2 separate regions of the Homo sapiens genome follow, and region 2 is linked to region 1. The links are chromatin contacts, found by Hi-C or POLR2A ChIA-PET in ENCODE. All regions are on one chromosome and are shown on one strand. The core of a region is the stretch at or near the end of the contact, and the rest is flanking DNA. Distances in the headings are between cores, read along the strand shown. Region 1 has its middle 110 kb from the start of MIR584. Region 2 has its middle 22 kb from the start of ADRB2.

Evidence for each region. Hi-C counts contacts between places; a loop is a spot of excess contacts on that map. ChIA-PET counts read pairs that join two places held with the same protein, here RNA polymerase II (POLR2A). Pooled maps may share reads with other maps.
Region 2: a map of spleen shows a loop between it and region 1 (2.3-fold over the local background). The contact joins two enhancer-like sites. A Hi-C loop is called at or near these places in 11 of 168 maps with a recorded cell type or tissue (CD4-positive, alpha-beta T cell, CD4-positive, alpha-beta memory T cell, CD8-positive, alpha-beta T cell and 6 more), 2 of 37 single-sample maps with no recorded cell type and 8 of 50 pooled maps. POLR2A ChIA-PET finds 5 or more read pairs at or near these places in 3 of 52 experiments (A673, MCF 10A and OCI-LY7).

Annotation. Positions count from the first base shown.
Region 1 is chr5:148,948,712-148,953,189 of GRCh38, forward strand. No RefSeq gene overlaps it. Among named protein-coding and RNA genes, the nearest start is that of MIR584, 110 kb to the right of the region's middle. Within about 2 kb of position 1,485, at least 13 of the 41 ENCODE cell types and tissues checked have a DNase peak (open chromatin) inside an H3K27ac peak, as active enhancers do.
Region 2 is chr5:148,845,823-148,850,405 of GRCh38, forward strand. No RefSeq gene overlaps it. Among named protein-coding and RNA genes, the nearest start is that of ADRB2, 22 kb to the left of the region's middle. Within about 2 kb of position 2,554, at least 5 of the 41 ENCODE cell types and tissues checked have a DNase peak (open chromatin) inside an H3K27ac peak, as active enhancers do.

The DNA of each region.
Region 1 (4,478 bases), core at 235-2,734:
AAAAAAGAAAAGAAATATCTCAGATGTTCACTATTTGAGAAATAGTACAGAATACTCTGCAGCAATTTTTTAAGTTGACATAAATCTGCAACATGGAATATGTACTGATGGAAAAAAGAAAGTTGCAGACCAGTATGTCCTGTAGTGTTTGATTAATGTTTATTCTTTAAAAATAATAAACCAATTGCATATGTATTCTATAGTTTTATATAATCTTTAGGTTTATATATAAATTGATACATTTACAGAAATATCTGGAAGGATTTATGGCAAACTAATTGCATTATTTCCTTTGTCAGGTACCTAAGATAGAAGTGGAGTAGGAGAACCCTAACTTTACTATATTGTTTAAAGTTTTTACAAGAAAAGTATATTTATGTATTACTTATGTAAGTAAAAATTAATTTCAAGGTAGATAGCAAAACAAAAAAAAAGACATAGAATGGGAAAGTTATGTTGAAACTACATTTCGAGGCATCTGATGTACCAAGATAAGAGTTTGCACTTAATTCTATAAGCAGCAAGAAGGTATGAAGTGTGAATGGTCATGACATGACCCAGTCTAGGCTATGATAGTGCCTCCTCCTATGGTTGTCATTGAGGATCGCGTAAGTAAACATAAATAAACCACCCAGACAGCATTTGACATATGGTGAGTACTTTGTAAGTGTTAACTACTGCTATTGTTTCCTTCCCTTTGCTCCAGCCACATGAGCCTTTTTTTAATCTCATGAATATGCCAAGTTATTTGAGGCCTCAAAGTTTTCATACATACTGTTCCTTATTATTTCTTTTTTCCCTCTCTTTCTCATCCTTCAGTGTTCAAATTAATATTACCAGCTCAGTGAGCCTTTCCCTTACCTGCACTTCTAAGTTGTTTCCCTGGCCCACTATGTGTGTCTGTGTCAAAGCATCCTGTTGGCTTTTATAGAACACTTGTCCCAATCTGTAATAAAGTCTGTGGAGAATAGGAATTGCTACTATTTATGGAGCACTTACTGTGTGCAGATATGTTTTTATGTGCTTTATATAAACTAATTCACTCCAACATCCTAATAACCGTTTTAAGATGGCATTAGTATTATTCTTATTTTACAGATAAAGAAACTTATGAATAAGATAGAAATTTGATCAAGATCACAGCCTGTAAGTGTCAGAGCTTGGATTCCAGCCATTAGTACACCATAATACTTATTGAATGATGAATCAATTATGAATACAAAGCACTTTATAGTACTCTTGATGTCCTCATAATTAATTAATCCCATACATAGTACAAGTTGTTTCAGAATAAATGGGAGTGATTAGCCTAACTGATAGAGTCTCTAAGGGTAGGTCATATCCCTTAGGAGAAGGAGGCAGCTATTTTCTATGGTGAGGCAGTAAATTGAGCTTTGTGAAGCAGGGCTGATGGCAGAGTTGCAAAAGAGGAGCAGAGTGTGCTGGCAGAGATGTAGGAAACTCACCAGGCTCCAGACCACATTACCTGGTTCTTCAGAGACGGCTCCCTGCCAAGCCCAGTCACAGCCAGAGCTCCAAGAAAGGAGTTCTGGAGCAGTGAGAACTGGCTGCCCTGAGAGGGATGCCAAGGAAGTAAGAAAAAAACAGCCCTTGACTCAGACCAGGGAGATTTCTGTTTAATCCTGGCCTTTAGAAGCAAGACCTCCCGGAAAACCACACCTTTCCCTGAGTCCCTGTTAGGTGAATCCCAGCAGCGGCGAGCCATGACTCTGTTGTTTGCAGATGTCAGGAGGAAAAATAACCCTAATATAAAGGCAGCTCAATTAACTATCTTCTCCTCCTGTGCCTGGCACCTTATGGGAGCTTTAGATAAATTATCTCCTTTAAATCTTTTAACAACTCTAGAGATTCCCGCAGCATTCATTTGCTCAATAAATAGGTATCAAGCACACGCTGTGTTGATGAAGTGGGCACTATTTTTAACTCTGTTTCACAGATGAGGAAAAAGAGATTTAGAGGGATTAAGTAACTTGCCCAACTTAGACATTGGCAGTTAGAACTTGAACTCAAATATACCTGATGCCAACCCCCCTTCCTTCCCTCTACTCTGAATTACCTTCTAAACTTGAAACCAGAATTTATTTCTATTTATGTATCAGGTACTGTACAATAATCATAATTAGGAATTATTCAATGAAATAATGGTTCCTTGCTGATAATAAATATTCAGTAAAGATTAGTTTGTGTTATTCTACATATTATATATTTATACATTGTGATGGTTAATCTAGGTGCCAGCTCGTCTAGGCCACAGTTCTCAGCTATTTGGTCAAACATATCTGGATGTTGCAGTGAAAGGATTCTTTAGATGAGAACAACACTTCAATCTGTAGACTTTGAGTGAAGCAATTTGCCTTCAGTCTTGTGGAAGGGCCTTATCTAATCAGCTAAGGGCCTTCAGAGGAAAAAGGATGAGGTCTCCCAAGGAAGAGAGAATTCTGCCAGTGGACCACCTTCAGATTCAAACTGCAATATCAGCTCTTCCCTGGGTCTCTAGCATGCCAGTTAACCTGGCAGGTTTTGGGTTTGCCAACTCCACAACCAAGTGACCAAATTCCCTAAAATCTCTCTCTGTGTCTCTGTGTATAGAGGTACAGATAAAAATAGAGGCAGAGATAGAGATATCTGTAGCCTGTAGATATACATCCTGTTGGTTCTATCATCAGAAGCTTCGCTACTACAAATATATATTCATAATAATAACAGTAATTGGATGAGCAGATAAAAGGAATGTCTATATGAGATGCAAAGAATGTATACTGCCTGAATTCTTCTAGAAATCCAGCTTCTAATGAAAAATATTGCCTATGATATTGCCTACAATTGTCACAAACAGGTCCCCTTGTATGAAAAGAGCTGATTTTCCTAATATAGTTACAAGATCCATATTTTTTTCTCAGACAGTCTCGCTATTGCCCAGACGAGAGTGCAGTAGTGCAAACACAGCTCACTGCAGCCTCAAACTCCTGGGTTCAAGTGATCCTCTCGCCTCATCCTCCAAAGTAGCTGGGCTTACAGGCATGCATCACCATTTCTCCTCTCCCTCCACATTTATTTCCCCATGCACAAATTGAAGACCTCATGACATTTGCATGACAAATGCAGGAATGAAGGAGGGGTGCACTCTCAGTCTGAGCAGGATGGCTGGCAACCTTGCAGGTAGCTGCAAAAGAGCACCTGTCTGAAAGCCAGGATCCCAGCATTGCCACCCACCAGCTGGGTAACCTGGGCCAGATCTCTTTCATGGTCTAAACTTTAGTTTCTTATGTACTAAACAAGCAATAATAGTCAATATTCTGAGGCTTATTGTAAAAATTAAAATAAAATCCCACATGGGATAGTATTTTCTGAATGGCAGTGTTTTCCTCAAAGAAAGAGCAGGCCAAGCTGAGGAGTGAATAGAAGCTGTTTCTGGGCTCGGGTCGGAGCAGGGTCAGCCCTGGCAGTGTTATGGGGTCAGTGCAGATGGTTCACAGCCACGGCTCATGTGCCTCGCGCTGCTAAACAGGGGAACATTGATCTGATCACAACCCCTTTGATGGCACTGCTTTCAGGTTCTGAAATACCCAGTCTCATTTTCCCTTCATAATAGCCCTCCAAGGGAGGCAGCCCAGGGAAGGGGGGATCCTCATGTCTACACCACAAGTTGGAGGCAGAGCAGAGCCCATGAGACTCAAAGCCCAGCATCTGTCCTCCTCAGCAGAAGGTAAGGGCACTGACGTTCAGAACTTAACCTCTTGACCGAGGGGCCAGTAGAGCAAAAGGACATCAGCCACAAACTCTCCCTCCAAAGTTGAGTGTCTCACCACTGCAGGGGAACTGGGAGACAGATAAAGACTGGAAGGAGAAATTAATTTGAAAGAACAGGAAAGCATCAGCCAGATCCTAATCAGAGAATCAGGCTGCTGGCAGAACTGCAAGTCATTTATCAAACGCCTCCTGAAACTCAATGTATCACTTTTCCTCTTATCTTAGGATTTGGGGGAAATGAAATACATTTTTATATGACAAAATTCAGCCACTAACTGACTCTATAACATTGAGCAAGTCATGGAGCCTCTCTGAGCATCTGTTTCTCTTCCTCAAAATAACAAAGTTGTACAAAATCAGAGTTTCCCAAACTTCAGGTATGAGATTTCTGGGATCATGAGTTTCCATACATAAGCACCACAGCTGCTATTTTTAACCTAATATTGCTTTTTGCAGGTATTTATTGTAAAAGGAAATGATCACCTCGTAAATGTAAAAGCACAACCTTTGGGGTTCATAATTTATTATAATGAATACATAGTTCTTGCAACTGAAAAAACTCTCACGTGCCAGGCTCCTTCAAGCATCCCTCAGACTCTCGTTGGAAAACTCTTGGCCTAGATGATCCCTGAAGGCCCTCCAGCCCTGGCATTCCACTGTGAAAATCCCAGATCCCTGGCAGCCTGGATAACCCCTGGGGAAGTTTT
Region 2 (4,583 bases), core at 1,304-3,803, 100 kb before region 1:
TCATGACCCAGTTATTAAGTCAAAGATTTGTGGTTAGCAACGAGTTGAGTTTCTAACATTTCCTGGTTGAAAGATAAACTAACATGAATGGAGGGATAGAGGTAAGTCCCAATCACATTTAATGCAGACTTTTAACCAGGAACATTTTCCTGTTGAAATTAATCAACACTCAGGAACAGAAAAGTAAAGAGTTTCCAAATCCTCATAGACTTATAAAATCTTAGCGAACTGAAAGGAATATTAAAGGTAACTAACTAACTCCCTCACTTTAAGCAGGAAGCTAAGACAGAAGGGGGCACCATCTTGCCCAGAGTCCTACAGCAAATAATGGTGGAGCCAGCCCAAGAAGAGACAGCAAAGCCCTTCACACCTCAGGCCAGAGTCATATCCACACAGATGAACTGAGGTTTTGCTGCATAATGAGTTTCAGGCTGTAGGTGACCAAGTTAAAAGACAGAAATTTAAATTATAATGTCTTAGAAAAATCTATTGAGGAAGAAGTGTAGTTGATTGTCCAATTATTAAGCTCACATAATTGGGATACCCTTCATCCTAGTCTCCAAATTTTTCTGAAGATGCACCCCATTAGTAAACATTTGTTAACATACCCTTAGTATCTGTGTATGTATTGTGCCCAGATTATACACATACCACTGTAATAATATGCTATGTATATTTTTAAACATACAAAAATAAACATTTTACCAGAGTGAAGAAAAACAAAACATAGTTGTTCTATTACTTTTCCTTTATATCAGTAAGTTGTCTTTTCTGCTCCCTGAGGGGCCTGCAACACATTTTGGAAACTGCTGCACAACATCATTCTTTTTCACACAAAGGGTCATAACTTATTAGTGAGGTGTGAAATCATTTCAGCAAGTTGCAGCCACCATATTTTAAATGAATTGTCATACAACAGATAAAAAATAATAAATTGATTACAGGTGGTAAGGATGACTGTTGTTTATGGCACATTTTTTCATTTACAATCATGTGTCACTGAATGACAGGGATATGTTGTACAAACATTGTATTTAATATTTACACGAACCTAGATGGCATAGCCTACTACACACCTAGACTAAATGGGATAGCCTATTGCTCCCAAGCTACAAACCTGTACAGCATGTTACTGTCCTGAACACTGTAGGCAACTGTAACACAATGGTAAGTATTTGTGTAGCTAAACATATGTAGACACAGAAAAGGCACAGTAGAAATATAGAATAAAAGATTTAAAATGGTACATCTTTACAGGGCACTTACCATCAAGAGAGCTTGCCAGTCTGTAAGTTGCTCTGGGTGAGTCATTGAGTGAATGTGAAGGCCTAGGGCATTACTGTACACTGCTGAAGACTTTATAAGCACTGTACTAAATGTATACACTAAATTTGTACATTAAACTTATAAAGAAATATTTTCCTTTCTTCAATAACAAATTAAACAGCTTGTTATAACTTTTTACTTTATAAACTTTTTGACTTCTTAAAAATTTTTGACTCTTTTGTAGTAACAGTTTAAAACACAAATTGTTTTGTGTTGTACAAAAACACATTGTGCAGCTGTACAAAAGTATATTATTTCCTTATATCCTTATTCTATAAACTTTTTTCTATTTTTAATTATTTTTTTACTTCTAAATTTTTTTTGTTAAAAACTAAGACACAACCACACACATTAGTCTAGACCTACACAGGGTCAGGATCATCAAGATATCATGAGGTGATAGGAATTTTTCAACTCCATCATAATCTTATGGAGCCACCATGGTATATGTGGCCCATTGTTGACTGAAACGTCATTATGCCATGCATGACTGTGCTTGTGGGAATGGGTGTATGTGTGGTTTGGATGGGGGGAGGTGGCATACTGGGTGGCTCTGTAAAGTGCAAATCCACCCAAATCAGCAATTTGATATTCTTATATTACTTCCATAATCTCTAACCTCACCACCCATCTTCAAATTTAATCCACACGACATCCCTATGATAAAGATGTTCCTACACACATCATGTAAGGGATCAAACTGTGGCATAGGTTAAATAACTTGCCCAAGTTTCAGATCATGAGGTCAGGAGATTGAGACCATCCTGGCTAACACGGTGAAACCCCATCTCTACTAAAAATACAAAAAATTAGCCGGGCGTGGTGGTGGGCACCTGTAGTCCCAACTACTCGGGAGGCTGAGGCAGGAGAATGGCATGAACCTGGGAGGCAGAGCTTGCAGTGAGCCTCAGATTGCACCACTGCACTCCAGCCTGGGCAACAGAATGAGACTCCATCTCAAAAAAAAAAAAAAACAACTTGTCCAAGTTTATATGGCCTGGTACAGGCAGGATTTAGGCAACTGAATCCACAGGTGCTGCTGAACCACCAGGAGACCTGCTGCCCAAGTAACTGCAAACGGGGCACCAGGGACTGTCTAGGACCACAGGTCGAGTTCCACCTCTGCCAACCTAGTTTGTTAGCCCTTCCTTCCTTCCTTCCTTCCTTCCTCCTTCCTTTTCTGTTCTTGCCTGCCAGCTTTCCTCTTTCTACATTTCTTCCTCCTCCTTCCTTCTCTCTGTCTCTTCTATCCTACATTAAGTATAAGTTTTTCATGAACTACATTTTGGGAAAGAGTTCATGGAGCTACAGGGGATCTTAGAGATGACCTACTCCAACTACTTCATTTTTGAAGATGAGGAAATGGAGGTCCAGATAAGGGAAGGGTGTCACCATCAGCTTGTGTCACAGCTAAGGTGAGAACCCACTTCCTCTTCCTCCTCATCCATCAGTCTTTCCTCTGTACCAGCTTTATGCTGCCCTATAAACAGTCCACACTTAGCAGAGTCTGCCCCTGGGCTCTCTTTCCTTGAGTACTAAGAATTCATGTTAATCCACATAGAGAATTGAGAGATCAGAGCCTTCAATAAATGCCAACCAACATTTACAGTGTATTGTCTGTCAGCACAGTGCTGTGACAGTGCTGGGGATAAAACAACACAGACGCCAGGGCATCAGACCCTACCCCCACGCTGCTTTATGTACTCTCAGGGCACAGGGACGCTTCATTCTGTGCTCTTATCACACTGACTTGTGTCATCTCTTGACTGTCAGTCTCTCCCACTGAACTACAAACCTTCTGAGAGCAGAAGCCCTTTTTCTTTTATTGTTTTCTCAGCATTTCATATCCTATTGCACAAATCAGGACTTGGCACATAATAGATGCTCCATAAGTAATGGTTGAATAAATGAATAAATACATAGTACCCGTATTAGTTTGCTAGGGCTTCCATAACAAAATACCACAGCCTGGGTGGCTTACACAATGGAATTTTATTTTCTCATGGTCTTGGAGGCTGGAAGTCCAAGATCAAGGTGCCTGCAGGGTTGTTTCCTCTGAGACCCCACTCCTTGACTTGCAGGTGGCAACCTCTGGCTGCCTCTTCATATAGATTTTTCTCTGTGTGTGCACACACTCCTCGTATCTCTCTGTATGCCCTAATATCCTCTTCTTATGAGGACACAAGTCAGAATGGATTAGGGCCCACCCTAGCAGCATTGTCTTAACTTAATCTCTTTAAAGGCCCTACCTTTAAATATGGTCACATTGTGAGATACTAGGGGTTAGGGCTTTAACATATGAATTTGGAGGGAATACAATTAATTCAATCCGTAACAGCCTCCTAGCCTTAACTAGCTCACTGTAGCACACAAAAACATAATAAGACAGCACAATAACTGCTCTAGTAAGAAAGAAAAAAGCCTGGTGAGACACATATAATGGTTCCATCTAGGCACCGGGTCACCACTAGCCTGTGGCAGAGCTAAAGTGAGAACCCACTTCCTCTTCCTCCTCATCCATCAGTCTTTCCTCTGTACTAGCTTTATGCTATAATTATAATAGCTGCATCACTGGGCGTCGCCATGTACCATGTATTGTTCTAGGCATAGAATGTATTGCCTCAGATAATCCTTGCCAGTATTAAATGTCCACAAATATTGCTAGTGCCTGCAATGTCAATCACTGTGCTAAAGCTATATCATAGTGGAAAGACTCTCACTGCTTAATAGGAAAATGCAGATGCACACACACTCAAACACACACACACCAGTGGTATGCTGTCTCTGCCCATTTCTGCCAGGTTTATAGCTCTCATAATATTTGTTCCTCAGCCAGGTAATTTAGTCGGTTTCCAATTAGGAAAATAGGAATCATTCTAGGTCTTTCAACATCAGAAATTTAATGTAGGTAATATTAATATCAACACTTCGCAGGTGAAGAAACTTAGGAATAGCCAGTAAGTAACTGTTCAATTCACACAGCTAGTAGATTGCTGCTCCAGGGCTTAAACCCATTATTCTGGCTTCAAAGTCCACTCTTTTAAGCGGAACCCCATAATTCCCCTCAATAGCAGGAAGTCTTATTTTTTTTTATCCCAACCGGAAAAGGGATCTGAGACCATAGCAGAGAGGAGAGAAATTAAGCAGAGCCGCAAAGTGGGGTAAAGAGAACACAGAGAACAGACACAGAGAAAACAGGATGGCATAGGTCCAGGTTCATAAGCATCTGGCTGAGCAGGTGGCATAGAGGGGTAGTG